Regions from separate parts of the Mus musculus genome. Here region 2 is linked to region 1. A link is a loop called in an ENCODE intact Hi-C map of the cell type or tissue named here. Cell type or tissue: gastrocnemius. All regions are shown on one strand. Region 1 holds the start of Zfp263 (zinc finger protein 263). Region 2 overlaps Eef2kmt (eukaryotic elongation factor 2 lysine methyltransferase).

Region 1 (2,500 bases):
CATCCAAACGACATACTTTTCTCCAAGTCCTCAAAATTATTCCCAGACAGTGCTTTAGCCAACAGAAAAACAGGACGAAACAGATTAAGTAGTCTGCCCAAAGTCACGAGGCCTGTGAGAAGCTTTCTAACTACATAACTAAATACTGGTGGAAGTGCTCCTCACTTCCTACTGTCGTCATATGGGAACAATCTGGAAGGAAAGGATAAGCTACAAAAAAATCCCTCTCCTTCCTGTAAAGTGTACTCAGGACGATCAAGTATATTCGACTACAGAAGAGGCTAGCACAATGACTTCCGGGCCAAACCACGGGTAAAACAGCTGTCACCTGTTGCCTCAGTTTCCCAAGTTCTTTCTGCATACGCTCCACAAGAGTGACTGCTTCTTCGCCGCTCTCTGGGCGCAGCTCCTGCACCCTGCTCTGAATCTCCTGGGGAAGGATAGTCAAGAACTGCTCCAGCACCAACAGCTCCAGGATCTGTTCCTTGGTGCGCATCTCCGGCCGCAGCCACCCGCGGCAAAGCTCCTGAAGCCGGCTAAGGGCCTCCCGGGGACCCGGGGCGTCCTGAAAGCGGAACCGTCGAAATCGCAGATGGGAGGCCTCCGGGCTGGGCTCTGGCTCAGGCGGGGGTACCTCGTGGCTCCAGGCACAGTCCTCCTCCAGTTTCACTATGAGGAGCCCTTCTGGCTCCTGCGAGCTTGGGCCCGCAGCCATAGTCATGCCCCGACACCAGCCTAGGTCCCGACACCAGCTACGTCCGCCTTGAGAGACGCCCTGGGTTCTGTACAGCAGTAGGCCACGGCTGCAGCAACCGAGAGACTCCGGGCTCCAAATCCCGCCGGAGGAACCCAGGTCACAATCTCAGCAATATCAGGCCTGCAGCGTCGCCACCTGACCGGCTTCTCAGGCCCGCACAGAACTTAAGTCGCAGGGCCCGGGTCGCAAGCCTCAGCACGCGAGTTAGGCGTCATAAGCCAACGGCCGCTAGTCAGGACGGACTTCCGGTTCACGTTTCCCTTGCGCTGTCTCCCATTGGGTCGGGTCTCACCACGTACTCACGGTCCACCCAGGACAAGGAAAATTTGCATAAAAGAGCGGGAGGGGAACAAGTCGGATGGGGATGAGGGGCGGGGCTACGCAATGGGCGGGGCCTCCAGGTGGGGAAGCGGTAGGGGTGGGAATCCCTGGGCGGATGTGACCCGGGGACAACCTGGCTCAGATTTGCATAGGAAAGTTTGCCAAAAGGTAAGTTCTTCAGCCACGCTTGAACCAGAGTCCAGAGGCGCTAGAGTGTCATGTCGGGGCCCAGAAGCTTAACAAAGAAAACCTTTCCGAAGGCCGATCCCAACACTCCGGAGACCTACAACCGGAAATAGACTGTGCTTCCAGGGCTCGAGCTGCCTGGGGCTGGTGGGAAATGTAGTCCATGGCGCGCCCTTGTTATTGCGCCTGCACTGTGGCTTGAGCAGGTCTAAATGGATTGTCGAGCTACGATAAACATACCCGTGCCCGAGCTTTTGCCTCCCTGTGAGCGATGGTCCCTAGTCCTCCATCTTTAGGTGGCTGGTCGACCCAGAAGAACGCTCTGGGTATGAACTGCTCTTGCCATCTCCCAGAGCAGGTCTAAGGATTAGCATAATCATCGGCTCTGACTATTTTCCTGAAGGTTGAAGAAAAGGAAACACCAAGGCGGACTTCCTTATTTTTTGAAGAGAGAATAGCCCAGGCCTGAGACTGCAGCTGTCACAGACAGGTGGTGGAGTCTGCAGATTCTAGGAGTGTGTCACGAAAACCCGTAATCACTTATTGGACACATGCTTACATTGTTGTCTATTCATTGCAACTCAAGAGGCAGGGAAAGCCTTCCTTGCTCTGGTCTCCCTTTGTGAACTTTTTATACTTTGTAAGACCTTGAGGCAGGAAAATGGCCACCAGGAGCTCCAGCAGCCAGGTCCCTCCCACCTCTGACTTCCTTAATGGTCCCTAACCCTAATAGTTGTTTAATAATAGCTGTTACTGTCATTCCCTGGCCCGAGGAGGAAGAGTAGCCTGGCCCCACCCTACAAGACAAAAAGATAAAAATAAATAAATCCCACCAACCCTGAACAGAAAAACCCACTAATCCTGGAGCTTGGTATAGAAACCCTTCAAGCCCTGAGCAAACTCATCAGTCTCTGATCTCCTTCAAGCTCAGTGAAATTCTACCAATCCTCACCCTGGAAAGCTGTGGTGGGAAGATTAAGAAATCTTGTATAAACCCTGCCTACCACTCAGTTCCCTGCTTTCTTTCCTGAGCTGAGAATGATGTTCTGGATTTTTCCTTCCCAATGAGTCTCTTGAATGAGGTTTGTCGTGCGGCACGACTTTTGGTTCCCGATTGCCAGGGTATCTTTCCCTTCAGAGCTTCAGCATTCATACATGAAATAGAACTTTGAAGATATGGTATGAAGTAAGTCCTGTGGTTATGGCATGGAGTGCCGTCGTGAGGTCCCAATATAA
Region 2 (2,500 bases), 1.5 Mb before region 1:
CTAAACGTCTTCAAATGGCAAGAGCCGCGCTCTCCTGAAAAGGAGGCCAGGTCCCCATCCGAAGGGCAGGCTTCAGGCAGAACCGTCTCAGAGGGAGTTCGGACTGAAAATGGTGCTTCCCTGTGGCCTGGGGACCTGCAGCTCGGACGCGAGGATCCTTTAGAGCGTGCCTCGCTGTTAACTCTTGTGCGGTGAGCTCACCGGCATGAGTTACTATAGATTTGTATTCCTCCAGAGTCTACCCGGTTTCGTTGGGTGGTTTGGGTAGTTGTATTATTTCATCGACATAAAATATCTCTGGTCTTAACGCAAAACGAAACCCGAATAACATATAAGTCCTTATTCAATGTCAACTGTAATAATAGTTCATGTGCTGTGCTAAGTACTTGCTCAGGGTCACCCACAGTGCACAGCACTGGCGTCTGTGGTCACTCCATTTGACCAGGAGTTTAAGAAGGAAAGAATCAGAGCTCTGGCCGGGGAGGCCAGCTTCCTGCTTATAGTTCTAATTCAACCCCCTGTGTGCTGTGGGACTTTACAAGAGGCTACATCTCTGTGCCATCATTTCTAATTAATACAGTAAAGGATACAATGATAGCAGCCTCTTGCTACTAAACAGCTGGACTTCTTTTCCTTTGCCCAGCTAGAAATCATAGATAGACAAAAAGTTCTGGGAGTGCTGATCTCTGCTGACTGTGTTTTTCTGTGCCGGCTGTAGGCAGACAAGACCAGTAATTGCAGGTTTCTTGAGTGTAGGGCCCTTGGCCCTCCGGGAGTTCTTAGGACATTTTTGGCTGCGAGCTTCCCAGCAGGCCAAGGTATTGGATTTCTTCAGCCCTTGGCAGCAGCCCTTAGAAACATACAGCTCTTGTGCAGGTCTTGGAAGTGCGGATTCATTAGCTCTTGACCATGGCCAGCCTGTCTGCTTTTACAATTCTGCCGTCCACTGTTGAGCCTTGACTGGGTCTGCTTTCTCCTTGTTACCCCCGCAGCCCGCACTACTAAAGTAGGCAAGAGACTCTTCCCAGGAGGTAGCGCGGGAGGGTTCCTTACAGTCTACTCCCTCTTTGACCACAGCAGCAGGCTGTGTAGGTGTCTGAACCAATCACGGCTTTGCCTCTTGTTCCATCCCAGCCATCCTTCCGCTACGCCACTAGGGGGCGTGCTCCCCTCTGTCCCACAGGAAATGAGTGCAGAGCAATACACTGTACACCCAGGTTTGTAACAGCAAAAAGTTTCAAACAGCCCCGGCTGAGCCCGCAGCTTCAGCAGTCATGACAATCAGGTCTGGTTGTCTAAGGGTGTTTATGGAGTGTTCAGGCAGCCAAGGCTGGTATAAGCTGTCAGACTGACAATCCTTTTGCTGAAGGCAACCAAGGTAGAAAGGGAGAGTCCCACAGCTCCAAATTAGGGAGTCATACTGCCCCATCCCCCAAACTGTAGCTTATGTATAGGAGAATGAACATAAGAGCGCTTCTACCAAGAACCTAAAGACTATCATGAACACGAATTGTGGACTTAACCGCCTGATTACTGTTGCTCCTGTATACTGTTGGCAGCCCCTCCTGTATCTCACTTTGTGGGAGTACGTGGGTACAAACCCTGACTTCCACCTGACTGTGGAAGTGCACTGAGTGCCTCCTAGCAGTTACTGGGTCAGTAAGTATTTACTGAATGCCGTCCATGAGCTGCACACCAGGGCACATCATAACACATGAGAAGCCAGCCCTAAAACAGTAAGGAACCAGAAGACACCAGGCAAAACCATGTGTGGCAGCTCATGCCTATAACCACAGCTTGGGGTCCTAAAGCAGGAGAGTCTGTGGATTAGAGGCCAGCCCCAGCTACAAGATGAGACCCTGTCTCAGACGGATGAAAAAATAAACAAGGAAATGACAAACAAAGTAGAGTCATCAAAGGCCTCCCCAAAGAGGTACTTGAACTGCTACCCAAGCCCCAGGGATGGTCTCAGAGAAGAGGGAGCAAAGGTCTTGTGGTAGAAACATGGTTGCCGTGCTTAAGAGCAGCAAGCCAGCTGCTGTGGCCACAGTGCAGGGAGCAGAAATAACACTGTATAGCTGTGCTCAGAAAAGGGTCAAGGCAGATTGTAGAGAACCTGATTGACATAAAGTGGCTTGCTGTGTGTCACATACCTGCCTGACTGGAGTTGTAGCTATAGTCCCTGTGTCAAAGATGCCGTCCTCAGGCTTGGCACCACACATCTGAGTCTCCATTTTAGCTTAGAGAGCAGATCTCAGGCCTTTACGCTGTAACTTGTTCCCAGCTTACCAGCTCAGCCCCAAAGTTGCCATGACCCCATGACTTCTGGCTGGGCAGCCACATCTGATGTGAATCGGGACACGGTCTTCTCATACTCAGCCATATGTGGCCCGTGACATTAGAGCAAGTTCACCTCTGGTGGCTTCTACTTAGGATTAGCCCCTAGGATTATACTGTTTACCGGAATATTCCACAGGAGTGTACTGTTGCTGAGAAAATG

The links. Hi-C counts contacts between places; a loop is a spot of excess contacts. Peaks named below come from ENCODE experiments on the same cell type or tissue, not always from the same donor. Only the 100,000 strongest peaks of a DNase experiment are listed, where the experiment ranks them.
Region 2: a loop joins it to region 1, with 5 times the contacts of the local background. A loop is called at or near these places in 3 of 42 quality-filtered maps.

Annotation. Positions count from the first base shown.
Region 1 is chr16:3,742,596-3,745,095 of GRCm38, reverse strand. Zfp263 (zinc finger protein 263) reads right to left here and starts at 997. Exons shown (of 6, transcript NM_148924.3): 1 at 329-997. The coding sequence starts at 721. In gastrocnemius, no CTCF peak of the experiment used is centred here; DNase peaks (open chromatin) are centred at 616, 1,070 and 1,406; H3K4me3 peaks cover 2,025 bases; H3K27ac peaks cover 2,068 bases.
Region 2 is chr16:5,253,129-5,255,628 of GRCm38, reverse strand. All of the region lies in intron 1 of Eef2kmt (eukaryotic elongation factor 2 lysine methyltransferase), which reads left to right. Among named protein-coding and RNA genes, the nearest start is that of Eef2kmt, 1.6 kb to the left of the region's middle. In gastrocnemius, a CTCF peak has its summit at 1,154 (motif pointing right); a DNase peak (open chromatin) is centred at 1,138; H3K4me3 peaks cover 1,516 bases; H3K27ac peaks cover 2,324 bases.